6 separate regions of the Homo sapiens genome follow, and regions 2, 3, 4, 5 and 6 are each linked to region 1. The links are chromatin contacts, found by Hi-C or POLR2A ChIA-PET in ENCODE. All regions are on one chromosome and are shown on one strand. Each heading gives the region's core, a stretch centred on a gene start or an enhancer-like site at or near the end of the contact. The rest is flanking DNA. Distances are from core to core; before and after follow the strand shown.

Region 1 (2,700 bases), core at 13-2,512:
TTCTTGCAAAGTACTCTCACGAACTGTTTCTCATAGGCAAATTCAGCCTCTTTGAAACATTCACCAGAAATTCCCCAAGTTTTGTCCTTCAAGTAAATCTTTGCAGGGCGAATTTAATTCCTCTTCCAGAGTCTGCCCTTCACATATACTAAGACCCCAGGTCCTCTCCTTCCAAATACATACATACATATATACACATACATATACTTATATACACACATATGTATATACATATATATACACACACATTTCTTTCTACCGAAATAACTTAACATTTCTATTAGCCTCTTGGAGAAATGCTAATTTATCCACGTGTACAGTAATACTACGTCCAGGATCGTCTGAGTGTCAAATATTACATATCACTGTCTTCATAACTTCACTCTCACGTGTGAGACCAAGTGTCCTGATTCTCTGAGAAAATAAGGTCACAGTCATTCTGAACTCCTAAAACGTGGAGAGCAAAAGCAGAGCTAATATGTACTGAGCAGCACCTGGCGCTGTTCTAAGCGTTTAACGTGTATTTTCTCATATAATCCTCACAATTCTGAAATAGGCTATAAGATCGCCATTTTACAGACCAAAACAAGGCAAAGACAAGCTAAATAATTTCCCCAGGGGTCACAGACGTGAGCTCACCCCACAGAGAACACAGCGGATCTTTTCCTCTTTCTGGATGCTACACTCCCACTAACTACCTAACTCTTCTCTCGCCGTGCCATAAAGCAACAATTTCCCTCTTTAATGATTCCTCCGGCAGCCCCCACACTACCTAGACGACCCGCGCACCCCGCTTCTCAGCACAGCCCAGCCCCCCTCACCCCACGCCCACCCGCCAAAAGGGAGGAGTCGAGAGGCAACTCCACGCTCGGCAGCGGAACCAGGGCGCTGCGCCCGGCCAGCGCCTCCCACAGCCGCCCTCCCTTCAACACTCCGGCGTAGACCACGAAGACCCAGGCAGCCGCCCTCGAGCCGGGGCCAGGGCGTGGCCGGCGCGGGGGCCCAGCGACGCTGGGATCTCCGCTCTGCGTCCCTCCCGGCTCTCTGACGTCTCCCCCGCCCGAATCCCCGCACCGCCCCCCGCAAGCCCTACAACCTCTGCTTTAAGAACCCTTGGAGGCACTGCTGCGCTTCCCGCGAGGAGAATGTGGGGGTGGAGATGGTGCGGTTTCTGCTGCTGCGGCCCGGGACACGCTTGGAAAGGGGCGGGGTGGGGGACTGAGAGTGTGGAGTGTAGAAAGGGAAAAGGTGACTCGGCTGTGTGACGGGGCGATGGGGGGGGTACAAGATGGCGTGAGCCCGACTCTCGGTGGGGCGGGGGTTGCGGAGACTGAGGAGTAAGCGATACGGACGCCCCCCGCACTGGCAGTGCGGGCGCATGCGCGCTTGGCCAGGTGGCGCGCGCTCTCCCAGCCCGAGCGAGCTACTTCCGCCACGCTCGCCGGGGGCGGGGCGTTGTGCGCGGCCTTCAGGGCCCGGCTTGGGCAGCGCTGAGCCACGCGGCGGCGTTTAGAGCTGGGGACGCTGGGAGCGGAGTGGGGACGAGCTGAGATCGGTCAGGGTGTACAGGGTGCAGGCTTGAATTCTTTAGGAATTGGGCCCGAGAGGGCTAGGATTTTTGAAGGATTGGGTGACCGGCACTGGAAGTTGATTTTCAACTCCGAGGAAGAGATTCACCGTTCTAAGCTTCTTTCCAGGAATTGGAGTGAACGGGATCTTAATGGGATTGCGCGTTTACAATGGTGAAGGGAAACGGAGGGGTCTGAACGCTCCCCGCAGGGCCGCAGTACAGGCGTGTGGATGTGGAACCCTTTCTGGGACGGCGAAACCAGCTCTTACGCCGCTTCCGCGCGCCATCACTCCCTACCCTGACCTCGCACAGAATCTGTTTCATTAATCTGCTATTAATGTTTTTTCCCCAACTCATGTTACTAGACGCAGGCGTTTAACTACCATGTTTTGTTATTGAAAACTTTTTCTACTTGAAGGCTTTTTTTTTTTTTTGGACGATTCTGTGTTTAGATTTTGGCCTGTTCCTCATTTTAAAATCTTGCACCCCCAGTATTGTACTGTACATTCTGTCCTGCCACATTTAATTGATATAGATGTAGTTCTTTAAATAATACAGTAGTCGTAAGACAATGCTTTCAGTCTTTCACTCTTTATATTATATGAAGTCTTATTTATATTTAACATTCTTATTGCCTGCTTAGAGAAGAAAACTGGTTATCCATGCTCACCTTCACACCTGTGTTGTCAAATACTATAAAATACTGTATTTTATAGGGATTCAAGTATTAACCCTCACCAAGTCTTTTTAAGCATCACTGCTTCAGTTATTTTCTTGCCTATAGATACTGTGAGTTCTGAAATCCCTTCCTTCTATTTGCTTAAATTGTTTAAAATAGCAACTTATTTGGTTATTTCCTCTGTGGATTGTAGTTGAGTCTGCTAGTGTTGTGTTTGATTCTCTTTAATCTCCCCAACGCTTCAATATTTGCCAAATACCTAAAATTCCAAAAGAATAGATATATTTAGGATGTGAGAGCTCAGCTTGATGTGTAAATCAGGGATCAATTCATTGCTGAGCAAAGTGTGCAGTATAAGGGAAAGTAACAGAGTGAGTATGGTGATAACTTCTTACATGGGAAGACTGGTTGAAAGCTCTTTTGAGTACATTACCAAGAAATTAGTTAACAG
Region 2 (2,709 bases), core at 8-2,507, 640 kb after region 1:
CTCAGGTTTCCCTACTTCTGCAGCGTCGGCACCAAGGGCTGATCAAATGTTTCTTTCTCCTTACACCGGCGGACCGGGAAACGCCGCCGCAGCCTCGCCTCCATCCTTCCTCCTACAGGTTGCAAATAAAGTACAGCAGCTCTGACATTAGGCAGTTTCTGTCCAAGGAGCAAGGTGACTTCATTTAATTTGCACTGTGCTCCTTCATCCCTGTCTGCATCAGGTTGAACGGGAGGCTCTCCCTACTACCAAACGCCTAACATTTCCTTGATACTGCCTTGAAAAATCATGATTATGACAAAAATAATAACGTCGGAGAATGGAGTGCTTGTTTTCTGCTTTGCAAGTCACCAAGCAAGAAAACACTTTTGTCTCCTTGGCTTTTATTTTAGGATCTCTGAGCGAAAGAGAGAAAGAGAATTTTAAGAAATGTCATTTTCGCTTTGCCAAAGATCATTGTGTCAATAACGTTTCTCTCCCATTCCTCCCCCTCCTCCCGTTTTAAAGGAAAGGTTCACGGGTCCAGCCAGGTTTCTGCCGCATCCCGACACCTGGAGACGTCTTTCAGGACCAGCCTGAATCGCGTCCGGGCTGGGCTCTGGACTCGGACTCGCAGCGGTGACAGCGGAGGCGGGGACGGGGGTGGACAAACTGCGGATCAACTCTCCGAGAAGACGGCCACCTGCCGGAACCTGCCTTCCTCCATTCCGCCCAGGAGCCTCGCAGCGGGGCGCTGGCCTGCGGAAAGGCCACGGGGGAGCACAGGGCTCCGCGCCGCCCTCCTGGGAGGGTCCGGAGTCCAGCGCACCCCGAGCCCTGGTGGGTGAGCCCGGCGGGAGGCGCGGCAGGTGCGGCGGGAGACTGGACCCCGACCTACCTTCACAAAGAGCTCGATCTCGGGGTCCCTGTCGTCCCCGTTAGCTGTCGCCGAGTCTGTCATGCCGTTGGCGCCCGGGGCTACCGTCCCGGGCCGGGGAGGCGCCACCTCTGCAGCACCTGGGCCAGCACTCTGCGCTCCTGCCGCTGCCCAGCGGGGCTCCTCTTCAGGGCGGTGTTTAATTTTTCACAAAACCATCTATTCTCCAGCCCGAGCAGCGGGGTCTGAGAGATCAGTGTCCCAGATGCTCACATGAAAAGGAGCGAAGCCGGGAGGAGGCGGGGGGCCACGGGGAAAGCCGGGTTAAGGGAATGACAACAGGTCGTGGGAGCAACAAGTGCCGGGCTGCCCGGAGGTGTCACAGGATCCGCGACTGTCAGCGATCCCGCCGCCGCCAACGCGCCCAAAATAGCCGGCGGCTGCAGGGCGGGGTCAGCCGGGCGGGGACGCGGCGGGGACACCCCGGCAGCTCGGGCCTGGGCCGGGCCACGGCCCCCCGCCCCAAGACCCCGCAGGGCAGGAGGCGGAGACAGAGCTGGTCCTGGCAAAGCCACCAAGGCCAAGAGGATGTCCTGGGGGCGGATAATGAGGCGAAGGCAGAAAGAGTCGAGGAGAAGGGGAAGGGGAAGAGGAAGGGGAAAGGGGAAGGGGAAGAGGAAGGGGAAAGGGGAAGGGGAAGAGGAAGGGGAAAGGGGAAGGGGAAGAGGAAGGGGAAAGGGGAAGGGGAAGAGGAAGGGGAAAGGGGAAGGGGAAGGAAGAGAGGAGATGGCTCTCAAGTCTTCTGTTTCTTTAATAAAGCGTCAGCTCCTCCGAGTTACTCCACTACCAGCCTTACCCACTTGGAAAGCCCTTCCTGTCTTAGTGATGCTCAGAACCCCCACCAAAAGGGGCATTTGCCATCCTTGGGCTAAGCAAAAGGAGAGTAGGGTGCTGGGGACGGGCAGGGCAGGGCAGGGGTGGCTCCTGGGGCAGAGGGGTGAGTCAACCCGGTCAGGTGCGGCTTCCATGCCTTTCAGCCTTCTGGGTTTGTTTATTTTTCTTCTCCCTTCTTTCATTTTCTTTCTATTTCTTCCTTTATTTTCTGATCTTACTTCATTCCCGTTCTCTTCTGGTTGTTTTAGTGAAGTAGGATGCAAACACAGAAAAGATGCACATATCTTAGGTGTATGCCTCAATGAATTTTCACAATCCAACCCACCCATGTAACGAGCGCCAGATGAAGAATAAAATGTTAGCCACAGCCCTAGAAGCTCCTCCTGCTCTCTCCTCTCCACATCTTTTCTCCCGTCTCCACTGTCCCAGGGTAACCATTATTCTGGCTTGTAGCAGCATAGGATCTTTTTGCCTGGAATGTTGGTGTCTGGCTTCTTTCGCTCATTACTATGTTTGTGAGATTCATCCATTGTGCTATGTGTAGTTGTGTATCATCCATTTTCACCGACACACTTACTTATTCATTCTTCTGTCAATGGACATTTGTGCAGGTGACTATCATGACTACTCTGTCACGAACATTCTCTCTATCAAACATCTTTTGGTTGGATTCACAGACACTTTTCTCTTGGATGTATACTTAGGAGTGGACTTGCTGAGTTGTAGTGTATAAGAATGCTCTCCTTGTGTAAACACTGCCATAGGTTTTCTAAAGTGGTTGCACCAACAGACATTCCCACCCTTCAGTTCTTTAAAAAATAATTATTGAATGTTTTGCACCAGAATCTGGTGGAATTCTCTTTGTCTTCTTTGCCTTCTCTTTAATTAATCCTGTTTGTGCTATGTCCTTCCTTACTAAAAACATGTATTTGTTTAATAGCTTTATTAAAAAATTTATC
Region 3 (2,919 bases), core at 309-2,808, 750 kb after region 1:
AATCTTAAATGTTATGTCATTGGACATTACCTAAATTCCCCCAAAACTTGGCCTTACCCTGACTATTGTTCAAATTGGGGTACTTTTTTGGTCATAATGATAATAATCCCCAAAACAACATGTGTCAGATACTGTGCTGAATACTCTACTCGCTTTCCTCATTCATTTGATAGTAAGAGGTTGGTATTGTAACAAGACGCGTTTTGCAGATGAGGAAATGAAAGCTCAAATAGGTTGAGACACTGGCCCATGATTGCTCTGCTGGTGAGTGACAGAGTGAGTATTCAAACCAGGTTCTAGGGTCTGCAGGTTCTAGGGATTCAGCTACAGACCCACTACCATCCCCTCCAGCTCTGAAAGCCCATGGATCTAAGATGCCCATATTCACCAATGCACAGGCCAACCTGAGACTTAAAACTGGAATTAATTTATCAAGGCACAAACTAATAATCAACGGAATACATCTATTGCCAAATCATCTCCATGGCTGCTTCCAGATTGTTGGTAATAGCTATACTGTAAGGTTCAGACCAAGGGGACCAACGTCAGAATTTGTTATCTAAGGTCCAGTACTGCAGTTTACTAATCCAGGTACTGGATTTACAGCTATTAAATACTTAACACTTGAGGATATCACATGTGATTAATATTCTTAATTTATTTGTACTTTTTATTTGAGCTGGAGATACAGTAGTGAACAAGAAAGAAAATACCTTCTGGAGCCTGCATTTTAACAAGCGGGACAATTAAATTCAATAGTGATTTAGCAAGTACTTCTATACCAAGTTCTGTTTGGCACTACAGATAAAAAGAAAAAAGATGCTATCCTCTCACTGCCAAGTGTGCCTGGACAACCCAACTGTTAGCGAATAATTCTACTTCTGTTTGGTAACTGCTCTTTATGTTGGAAAGTTTAGTTACATTATTCTATTAAATAACCTTCCAATTAAAAGCAGGAGCACAATCCCACATACGCGTCTGTCAAAGTAAGCACCCATTTCTCAGCTGTAACTCATTACTGGTTCCCTGCCGCAGGCACTGTGCTGCTTTTAACCTTACTTGTAAACTATTACCTAACTTCCCCGGTAAAGGTGCTCGCTTATCCAGTAAGACGGACAGACGTCTATGGTAGATCCACGTTTCATTTATCCCAACTCACTGGAACTGGCTGAAGCTTCTCCAGACTTGTGCCGGACCTTGGTGCAGCCAAAGTTGCTTTCTCCGCGGCCACCTAAGCTGCCAGGTGCACATTAACTAAGTGGCAGAAGGCCATCGGCTTGGCAATTGCCTGAGGCCTTTCCGGGACTCGCTGGTTTTTAGGTTCCATGAAGGGCATCCAGATCTAGGATGATACGAAAAGTGCGTGGTGGGAGAGTGGAATCAACCTCTACTCTTAGGTCCGATACAACCCCTCCAAGCACCTGTCTAACCAATCGGAAAGAAAGTTACATTCAACGCTGGTTCTAGCATCCAATCCAAGGACGTGTTTCAGACTCTGCTGCCCGGTCCCAGCCAGCCCTGAGCTGGCGCCTTAGACGCTCGCCTGGCAGCTGCGCACACTCGGAGCGCCCCGAGCGGCGCAGATAGGGACGTTGGGGCTGTGCCCCGCGGCGCGGCGCCTGCCACTGCGCAGGCGCCTCAGGAAGAGCTCGGCATCGCCCCTCTTCCTCCAGGTCCCCCTTCCCCGCAACTTCCCACGAGTGCCAGGTGCCGCGAGCGCCGAGTTCCGCGCATTGGAAAGAAGCGACCGCGGCGGCTGGTGAGTACGCGCCTCGCGCGCTCGGCGTTCTGGGGGGCAATGTCACCCCCTCTCCAGTCCCCTAGGGGCTTTGAAAATAGAGATGGTGAGACCAGACCCTATGACCCACTCTCCCCCACTACACGCACATCCCCTGGGGCGCGGCGGGGACGTCCACGAAGGGACTCAAAGAGCCAGGGAGGTGGCGGGCCGAGGCGGAGGCCAGGAAGGGAAGAGGAAAGAAAAATTAGCAGGTGCTGGGGAAGGCAACCTGTGGTGTTAAGTGTGAAGGGAGGGAAGTCAGCCGAACGGTAGTGGAGGAACCTAAGGTGGGTCTGGGGTAAAATTGAGGGGAGCTGGGGCGGGGTCGCCAGGCTTTTGGTTTTAAAGGAGAACCACCCATGGCATCGACATCCGTCTGTCTGAATATTAGATTAGAGTTTATGTTAATTATAGATAATGATATTTAAGAACTAATTTCCTGGAAAACAAGCCAACCAAACAATAAAAGGTACATTTAAGTGCCTTTTTAAAGGGCTGGATTAAAAGCACGTAAGGACTTAAAAACAATGCTTCCTTTTCTTGTCACAACCACCCTATGAGATCATAGCATTCCCATTTTACAGATGACGAAAGTCAGGCTCAGAGAAGTGAAGGGACGCGTCCAACCAAGATTGTACAACTAGTGACAGGCAGATTCAGGTTTACACCAGATCTGACTCCAGAAGGGCTTTGCTTAATCAGGCAATCTTGTGGACCCAAGTCTGAAGGAAGATTTGCCAACTACTGTGAAATATCAACTGCTGGTTTCAGTATTATGAGCTTCTATTTCTTCTTTTTTCCCCTCAGAGATTGTTTCAATCTGTTTTAAGGAAATTAAGAGGCCTGCTGCACTTGTGCGTCTTCCCCCCACCTCCACTTAAATTAGTTACAGGATATAATTTGGAAGACATTTTTTTTTATGGTCTCAGGTCTTAGATTTATTTATTTATTAATTATTATTATTATACCTTAAGTTTTAGGGTACATGTGCACAATGTGCAGGTTAGTTACATATGTATATATGTGCCATGCTGGTGCGCTGCACCCACTAACCCATCATCTAGCATTAGGTATATCTCCCAATGCCATCCCTCCCCCTTCCCCCCACCCCACAACAGTCCCCAGAGTGTGATGTTCCC
Region 4 (2,700 bases), core at 143-2,642, 640 kb before region 1:
ATGTTCCTCTCCTACTATGCCTTCCAGGCACACTCATTCTCTCCAGGCCAGGACAGCAGCATCTGAATCAACCCTGCAGGTAGGCATTCCATTCAAACCCAGCATTTTCCTCTTCTAGGAACTTATTCTGAAGACATAATGAGGGATGCGTATGAGGATATGTATCACAGCATTACTTCTATTTGTGAAAAATCACAGATCATATAAATATCCCACAGGAAAGGATAGATTACATCATTAAATACATGCTGATAGTAAAATCAAATTGTAGATTAATATTTATGGCCAACATTTTTGACATATTATTACATTTTAACTGGCAGGCTACAAACAGTATGACAATTTTTTGTAATGAAAAGAATGGCTATGTGTACATATTTCATAGGAAAACACTAAGTGTGCATGCCAGGAGGTGAAGAGGATTCTTTTCGGGTTGAGGAATTGTGTGAGTGGGTTTTCCCTTTTTTCTTTTTTCAGATATTGCAAGGTTGGTTTGTTTTTACATCGAGTATATATTAGGTTTGTAATTTGAAAAAAGAATTCTTTATGTAAGGGTTACTCATGAATAATATTAGCAAATGCTTGCCTGGTGCTTATTTTATGCCAACCTCTGTTCTGAGTGCTTTTCATGGATTAAGTGATTTAACCCTCACGAGAATTTAGACACGGGAACCATAGCTCAGGAGGGCTGGGCAGGTTGCCCAGGTCAGCAGAGTTGGTATGTGGCAGAGCTAGAATCTGAAGCCAAGCCATCTGCCAACAGGGTCCATGCAATTAACCACTGCACCACATTATTACTCCCCAGTGGAAAAAGACAATCCCCATGGCCAACAAGGACATGCGTGGAAATGCATGTGTTCCTCTCCTGCTATTGGTAGCAGAGGTTCCCTTGATACACCTTGATCCCAAGTGCTCCATGATGGTAGTGCTCAGGTACTATATTCAGTGAATGAATGCAAGTGACAGGTTCCACTTGTCCCCCAGGATCTGAAAAGACAGTCCAGCTTTTGCTAGATTTTGAGCATGACCATGATGGGACTCAAGGAACCTTCCCTCCCTAACTTGGCAGTGGGTGACTTGACTTCCTCACATGCTCTGGAGGATGGTTTTCCACTGAGAAACCTGTCCTGTCTTCTACTTTTCTGGGAGGGTAGAGGATGGCTCAGGGTATCATGGCTCTATCCCCATCGAAGGGGGCAGAGGGGATTCACCAGCTGTGGTAGGTCATTGCTTTGTGGCATTCAATGAACTATGTCTCTTAGAAGTCACACTTTTGTGTGGTCGCTCCTGCATTGACTCTGGAGTTTGCCATGTGGCTTTCTTTGGCCAAAAGGATATTAACAAGCATGATCCAAGCCGTGGCTTTATGAGTGCTTGCGCACTAGGCTTGTCTTCTTAGAACAGTTCCTCTTGGAACCCAGCCACCCTGCTGCTAAAAGGAAGTCCAGACTAGGCCAGTGGATAATGCAGGGACATGGGAGAGAAGCTCTGGAGGATAAGAGGCCATCTTGGACATTCCAGCTTCAAACAAGCTTCCAGATGAAAGCAGCTGCTAAATGAGCCCTGCCAAACCACCCAGCTGAATCCAGTCAACACAGATTCATGAGAAATCATAAATCGTTGTTATAAGCCACTAAATTGGTAGTTTGTTCTGCAGCCACAGGTAACTGAAATACTAGTCTTCTTTTCCTGGACACGCCTGAAAACAGATCCATATATACTTATTAAGTACCCACTGTGTGCCCAGCCCTGTTCTAGGCACTATGGGATAATCATGAAAGGATTCTAAGAAATGAGAATCTGAGGAGACAAGACTGCTACAGGAAGTAAATCTGAAGAAGAATTATGGCTAAACTGCTGCATAGTAAGGAAAGGCGACTGATTTCCCCAACCCAGCCCCCAACATTTCACCTCACAGCAAAGCTGTTGTGGCTGATAAATTTGGCAAACAGGGGTGGCATTGTTGGATACATTGATCTTTTACTTTATTATGATGATGGTTTTGGGCACCTCGGGCCCCCAGCTTTGTTAAATGCTGTTCCTATGGCAGGACAGTATTCTCCATGCACTTAAAGGGGAACCATTTGTGTGACCTTCAGATCAAAGAAGGTAGATGAGATGGAGAATTGAGTGGCCTACTCAGCCGATGGACTGTGACACACCATCATTACTCTTTAATGGGTGGGAGGGGGTCTTGCTAGTGCATCTGCTTGGCTCTGGCTAGGACTGGCCTGCTCACAACTTCATGAATATTCAGTTGCTCCATGAAGGTCCACTGCCTAGAACATTGGAGCAACCCGGAGGGTCATCTGGTCTGATGTTCTCACTGTTGAAAGGAGGAAACTGAGGCCCAGAGGTGAGAAGGGCTCGCTGGAGGGCACACAAGATTTATAGCTCCTCCATCACTGGCGCTGGTGTTAGCCACAGCTCAGCTGTGGTTTGCAGATCCTCTGAGACCCCAAATCCCATGCTCTTTCTCTTACTGCCCTCCACCCTCCTGCTCGGGGCTTGCTTTGGTGGCCAAGCAACCAGGGAACTGAGAAAGTCCACCCAGTTGCAACAAGGCTATATACATTAACCTCTGCTTCAGACAGTATACATGAAACTGCAAAAGTGTGCAGAGACACAGTTCCACTTAAAGCATTTAAAGGTGTCCTGAGGGGAGTGCTTGGGAAAGCAGGCAGACAGCCCATCATTTCA
Region 5 (2,700 bases), core at 91-2,590, 950 kb before region 1:
CACTGGAGACAATGTCAGAAAAACACACCTGAGGTGCTTATTGCCTTTTTAGTTGTTGGAGAAAACTACACTTAAGTGTTGGATCTTCTTGGCCTTGTTCATTGTTTTTTTTTGTTTGTTTTGTTTTTGTTTTTTTTTTAAAGAATTGTTGGCCTTCATGACTAAAGAGTGCCCTGCAAGTTGACCAGAGGTCAATCAGAACCTTTAGATGTGGGAGCAAGGAGCCAAGAAGCCAATACTAGTCACTCAGAACAGGCAGGTCATTGCTAGCATAGCCTGTTTTCTCTGAAGAGGAATCTCAGCAGTAACGAGGAGTTTTCTTTTTATAACAAAGAGAGTACATTTACAAAACTTAAATACAATTCTGTTCATCCTTGGATTACTGTGAGTTTGAGTTAGGGAGGGCAGAGCTGGATTATCTAGTTAGTGGCTTCCATGATTTTTCATGTCTGTGAAAATGTTGAAAACATACTAGATGCAGTTTCAGGACATGTGGTTTCTTAATATAGTTTGCATATTTTGAATTCCAGAATCTGTGTAGGCATTTTGCCAATGGCATGTAAATTGTGGTTCACAGACCACCAGGCTGCCTTGTGCATTCTTTTTTTTTTTTTTTGAGACCTAGTCTCAGTCTGTTGCCAGGCTGCAGTGCAGTGGTGCAATCTTGGCTCACTCCAACCTCTACCTCCTGGTTTCAAGCGATTCTCCTGCCTCAGCCTCCCTAGTAGCTGGGACTACAGGCACGCCCCACCACGCCCAGTTAATTTTTGTATTTTTAGTAGAGACAGAGTTTCACCATGTTGGCCAGGATGGTCTTGATCTCTTGACCTCGTGATCCACCCATCTCAGCCTCCCAAAGTGCTGGGATTACAGGCGTGAGCCACCATGCCCGGCTATGCCTTGTGCATTTTTAATGGTAATCTTTAGGGGCATTTCTAAGGCCAAGGTGGGATGGGAGAGAAGGGGTACTTCAGGCAGTCATATACAGAAAATCGTCTTGGTTTCCTCTTTTATGTGATTACCAGTTTCTCTTTACAAAAAGTGCATTTGAAAATATTTTTATTTAGGGTTAAAGCCAGAAGTAGTAAAATCACTTGGGGTGGTTGGGGCTGTATGGGGCTGAGGAAATGAGCAGGAAAAAGCAGTATCTTTTAATTTGAGTTATTCTGAGTTTTAATTTAACCATTAAGATCACATATATATAGGTAGCTGATGGTTAATGCCTGTGAACCTCTTTTTTTCTCAGTGAGAAATGACTGGTTCTGAAGTAATTCTCATCTTGGGTAAAATCTTAGTTCAGTGCTGCTAATTATTTGTATTACCAACTTCCAGCAGGGTGTGCTGTTGCTCTGTGTTGTGGTTCAGTGTTAAAGCCAGGGAAAATAGAACATCAGTGGTTAAATTGTAAGTTACATTTTTTTGTTGTGTAGGCTTCATTTCTTATAAATGGTAGTTAGCAGTGTAATTGTGATCTAATATCAGCATCATCACTGATTGAAAAGCTATTTGGAAAGCTTCTTTGTATTATTTATATATAAATACTTAGGTTTCTTACTTAGTATGAAAATCTTCTCATTTGAGGTGGGTAAACTCTTTTTGCCGCAAATGGCAAGAACATTTTGTGCTTTTTTAAATGGTAGAAAATTTTTTTCTCCCTAAATCTCATTTACTTTGTTGAGGTACTAACTTTCATGACAGCAAATAAATGTGTCACACAGTGAGTGGTGCCATAAAGTACAGTAATTTTTATTTCTGTGTTGAATTGGTCTTATGAATTTTAAAGGGAAAAATACAGAAAGAGCCACTCCTGTTCTTTTGGAGATTTATTTGGGTCGTTTATGAGCAACCATTAAAAACATGTGGTTCTCTTTGTTCAGTTCAGTACCAGGAACTGAAATCTTCCGTTGAACTATTTTTGTTGAAGGATTGGTGATTTTGGAGAATATTCATAAAGCAGTCTGAAGTCATTTTTCTTTTCTTGACTCTTGGATAACTTACTTTATTGTTTACCCAGCTAGTTACTTTTAAAGAATACTTAATCAAGTCCTTTAATTTGGTAAACTGTGCTTATTTCAAATGAAAGTTCATGAAATCTTTTAAAAAAAGAAAAGCAGCTCAAAGACTTGAATAAACAAACCCCCATTTTATTTGTATCCATCACTAATTCAGAACTAGGTTTCTTTTAGCTTGTTTTAGTTTTTGAAGACACAGTTCTATTGGTTTGAAATACATAAATATTTTATTTCAATTGTGGTAATTCTTTCATTTCAGTTGATTGCTAAATTATAAACATTATTCAAAGTTTGTTGTGGGGAAGGAACTCCAGTTATATTGTATAAACTAAATGCTATACTTAAATTATCCTTTCCACTCTTAGGTTCAGGAGATAAGCCCTTCTCTGTAAGCACTGTATGCCATGGCTGCCAGTGTGTTTGATTTTTGCTGCCATGAACTTTGGAACCGTGAATCTAAATTATGGCCCTATCACTGCCTATCAAGCAAGATGAAGTCCAGCTTTGTCGTGGCTGGTGTCTCCTGAATGGATTAAAAAAAAAAAATGCCCTGAGGTTTATATTGGAGGTAGTCTTTGAGCCATTCATTACTCATGATTAATATTTGAAACTTAGCACTTAAGTGAAAATCCTTAAGATACTCATTTAAAACTAATAGAACCATCTCAGATTTTATGTAGAATGTGGT
Region 6 (2,700 bases), core at 109-2,608, 990 kb before region 1:
TCATGTACCCCATAAATATGTGTGTACTATGTACCCACAAAAATTAAATATAACAAATTAAAAAAAAACCGCCCCATTACAGGAGAGGTCCAAATGAAAACATTTTGTTTGAGTTTAACTGGCCACAGGTCCAATGGTTTCTTATACACCACACAGTGGGTAAACAGCTCAAGGGCGGGCTGCCCGCCAGCATAAACCTTTGAGTGGCAAACACTACCAGGGTGGCCATGGAAAATGCCCTCTTGCTGACCATAATTGCACAGAATGTGTGTAAATAAAAGCTAAAAGGAAAAAGAAAATTCTGTAGCTCTTCCAGAAGAGGCAAACGGAGAAATGAAGAAATATAAAGAGATAGGCACTATATAAATACTAAGTACTATAAATAGGGCATTTCCCAACCCACTAAATATTTTGATATTTTCCAGGGATGGAGCCAGAGATGTTCTGGAAGGATGAAGGAGACTGCATGAGTAATTGGGGTGGGGTAGCAGAGAGTTTGCCAATCCCTACCTCACTGGGTTTTAGTTATGTTTCAGTTAATCTGCCTCCTCATTTACGAGGCGGGTATTGTTAGCTCCACTTTTCAGATGAGGATACTGAGATTCAGTAAGGTTATTACCCAAACTTATGAGAAAGCCAAGATTTCACAATATTTCAACCCAACTCGACTTTGTCTAATACCAGTGCGTACCAATGGCATTATTAATCCAGACTGGGCGATGAATTAAAAACTCTGACGTGACGTTTCTGCAGGTTTCTGGAAGAAGCCTGGATCACCTGGGGACGGGGTGAAGTTGGCGTTGCCCTCCTTGCAGTAATAGCTGCTATTGTTTTGCAGCAGTTATTATGGATCAGATACTGTGCTGGGTCTATGATCTCATTTAGCCCTTACGACAATCCTGTGAGGTTGGCATTACTATGATCTCTATTTTACAGGTTAGGAAACTGAGCCTTAAATAAACTACTGGATTTTCCTGAGTATTCTGTGAATAAATTCCTATTACTGAAATACTTGAAAGGGCTAGATTAATAAATTAACAAAGCCTTCTTCGGAGCAACTGTGCTGAAATTCCGTACGCGTGACGTTCCCACCCTCTGCCACTCGGTGACGTCACGATCAATCCCACCACTAAGTTCCCAGCCAAGCGCTACCGCCGCTATCTCGCGAGAGCCGTAGTTTCTTCCATTCTGTTTTGGACATGCGCGGGGCGTAAGGCGCTTTGGCCAGAGTGGTTTGATGGTTTTGTGTTAGTCTTCCTGCAGCTGAGCTTCCACAAGACACTTTTTCCCTTTCAGCCACCCAATATCTCGCGAGACTTGCTATTCTGCGCCCCCTCCCACCTTGCGCTTGCGCAGATCTTCAAAGCAGAAGGTCGCGCTTGGAGGAAGTGGCGGCTTTGAGTCCGGTGGCCCAATCGCTGTTACTACTTCTCTGAAGCTCCTCTCGGCTGCTTGCCGAGACACCCTGCCGCCAAGATGCCTCGAATTATGATCAAGGGGGGCGTATGGAGGAATACCGAGGTAAGTCTCCTTTTCCCGCCGTCCGCTGCCCGCCGCTCCCTCTAGCAGCTTGTGCGCACGCGCGCGGAGGTCGGGGGGGCGACGAGGAGACCCTGTGGGGTCTGCGTGGAGGGCAGCCCGGGGGCTGACCCTTGGGGCCCTTTCCGTGTGTCTGGCCCCGTGTTGTGCGAGCGCCAGTAGGACAGGGACCGTGATGTCACCACCTGGCTACTCGGCTCCAAGCTCACTTGTTAGGCCCTGAGTGAACATTTGTTGACTTGAATACGCCCCCTCCCACCCCGCCCCCCCGCCCCCCCCGGCCCCGGGAAGAACTCAGAGTTCCAACTCAGCCAGAGTTGGTCCCCCGGGGCACCATCCACTCTTAGTCCAGGCACCACGACTCTGTCTCATACTCAGAAATAAAGAAGTTGCCGTGGCCACAACTTTGTGTCTCCATTGACTTCCTTGCAGAGGGGAAGCAGTTTGAGTGCCAGGTTCAGAGAGCCCGTTTATGCCCGCATCTCTCTGGTTATCTGTTATCAGGGCATAACCTGTCTGCCATCTCGACAGATCCCAAGGTCTGTCTCTTTCTGTCACTGCCTTTGCCTAGATAGAAGCCAGAAAGGAAAAACTGGCCTAGGATAGTCTCTGTTTCCAGAAACGTAGTGGATAGTGCCATTGGTGAGCCAAAGGGCAGTAGAGTGGGAGTGAAATAGAAATTAGATTTTAGTGCGTTTTGTGTTCAGAGTGTACCGAATTTATCAGTTTCTGGAGCACATCATGTCTTTTCATGCTCTGTGTCTTTTTTTCGTTACATTTTATGGCTTCTTTTTTTTTTTTTTTTTACATCTTTTGCCTTCCTAGCGCTTGACATCTTTCTGATCATCCTTCAAACCTAGTTCGGAAACACTTCTTGGAATCTCTGTAAGAATTAATTGCACCCCCGATATTCTCATGATACCTTTTTCTTCCGTTTGTTAAAACTTGCTTTGTCTTTTTGTAAGCATCACATCCTCTGTGTGGTACTCGGTAAGTTTCTTAACTTCTGAAAGCCTCAGTTTTCTACTTTTTCTAAATTGGGATAATAATACTTAACCTCTCTTGAGGATTACACGAGTTAATACGTTTGGAATATTTAGATCAGAGTAGGGCACATAGTAGCCTCTGAGTAAGAGCTAGTTGCTCTTTCACCTCACCAGA

What was found. Hi-C counts contacts between places; a loop is a spot of excess contacts on that map. ChIA-PET counts read pairs that join two places held with the same protein, here RNA polymerase II (POLR2A). Pooled maps may share reads with other maps.
Region 2: a loop to region 1 is called in a map of CD8-positive, alpha-beta T cell, with 8 times the contacts of the local background. The contact joins the promoter of CLIC5 here to the promoter of SUPT3H in region 1. A Hi-C loop is called at or near these places in 2 of 168 maps with a recorded cell type or tissue (CD8-positive, alpha-beta T cell and naive thymus-derived CD4-positive, alpha-beta T cell), 1 of 37 single-sample maps with no recorded cell type and 11 of 50 pooled maps. POLR2A ChIA-PET finds 5 or more read pairs at or near these places in 1 of 52 experiments (activated T-cell).
Region 3: a loop to region 1 is called in a map of CD4-positive, alpha-beta T cell, with 14 times the contacts of the local background. The contact joins the promoter of ENPP4 here to the promoter of SUPT3H in region 1. A Hi-C loop is called at or near these places in 3 of 168 maps with a recorded cell type or tissue (B cell, CD4-positive, alpha-beta T cell and naive thymus-derived CD4-positive, alpha-beta T cell), 2 of 37 single-sample maps with no recorded cell type and 13 of 50 pooled maps. POLR2A ChIA-PET finds 5 or more read pairs at or near these places in 2 of 52 experiments (CD4-positive, alpha-beta memory T cell and activated B cell).
Region 4: a pooled map shows a loop between it and region 1 (5-fold over the local background). The contact joins the enhancer-like site here to the promoter of SUPT3H in region 1. A Hi-C loop is called at or near these places in 2 of 37 single-sample maps with no recorded cell type and 3 of 50 pooled maps. POLR2A ChIA-PET finds 5 or more read pairs at or near these places in 2 of 52 experiments (IMR-90 and OCI-LY7).
Region 5: a pooled map shows a loop between it and region 1 (9-fold over the local background). The contact joins the enhancer-like site here to the promoter of SUPT3H in region 1. A Hi-C loop is called at or near these places in 4 of 50 pooled maps. POLR2A ChIA-PET finds 5 or more read pairs at or near these places in 2 of 52 experiments (K562 and activated T-cell).
Region 6: a pooled map shows a loop between it and region 1 (18-fold over the local background). The contact joins the promoter of CDC5L here to the promoter of SUPT3H in region 1. A Hi-C loop is called at or near these places in 1 of 37 single-sample maps with no recorded cell type and 17 of 50 pooled maps.

The regions. Positions count from the first base shown.
Region 1 is chr6:45,376,672-45,379,371 of GRCh38, forward strand. SUPT3H (SPT3 homolog, SAGA and STAGA complex component) reads right to left here and starts at 1,263. Exons shown (of 11, transcript NM_003599.4): 1 at 1,097-1,263. The region is part of intron 2 of RUNX2 (RUNX family transcription factor 2); the gene reads left to right. RefSeq lists silencers at 905-1,184, 1,505-1,554 and an enhancer at 1,195-1,738.
Region 2 is chr6:46,014,603-46,017,311 of GRCh38, forward strand. It overlaps CLIC5 (chloride intracellular channel 5), which reads right to left and starts at 1,258. Exons shown (of 6, transcript NM_016929.5): 1 at 878-1,258. The coding sequence starts at 940. RefSeq lists enhancers at 371-1,215, 1,216-2,060 and a silencer at 909-958.
Region 3 is chr6:46,128,431-46,131,349 of GRCh38, forward strand. It overlaps ENPP4 (ectonucleotide pyrophosphatase/phosphodiesterase 4), which reads left to right and starts at 1,559. Exons shown (of 4, transcript NM_014936.5): 1 at 1,559-1,759. It also overlaps a transcript of CLIC5 not described here.
Region 4 is chr6:44,732,624-44,735,323 of GRCh38, forward strand. The region is part of intron 1 of LOC101929770 (a long non-coding RNA gene); the gene reads left to right. Among named protein-coding and RNA genes, the nearest start is that of MIR4642, 300 kb to the left of the region's middle. Within about 2 kb of position 1,393, at least 3 of the 41 ENCODE cell types and tissues checked have a DNase peak (open chromatin) inside an H3K27ac peak, as active enhancers do.
Region 5 is chr6:44,429,976-44,432,675 of GRCh38, forward strand. The region is part of intron 14 of CDC5L (cell division cycle 5 like); the gene reads left to right. Among named protein-coding and RNA genes, the nearest start is that of MIR4642, 4.3 kb to the right of the region's middle. Within about 2 kb of position 1,341, at least 3 of the 41 ENCODE cell types and tissues checked have a DNase peak (open chromatin) inside an H3K27ac peak, as active enhancers do.
Region 6 is chr6:44,386,348-44,389,047 of GRCh38, forward strand. CDC5L (cell division cycle 5 like) reads left to right here and starts at 1,359. Exons shown (of 16, transcript NM_001253.4): 1 at 1,359-1,521. The coding sequence starts at 1,477. It overlaps LOC124901323 (a long non-coding RNA gene), which reads right to left and starts at 1,572. Exons shown (of 4, transcript XR_007059595.1): 1 at 692-1,572. RefSeq lists an enhancer at 1,241-1,440.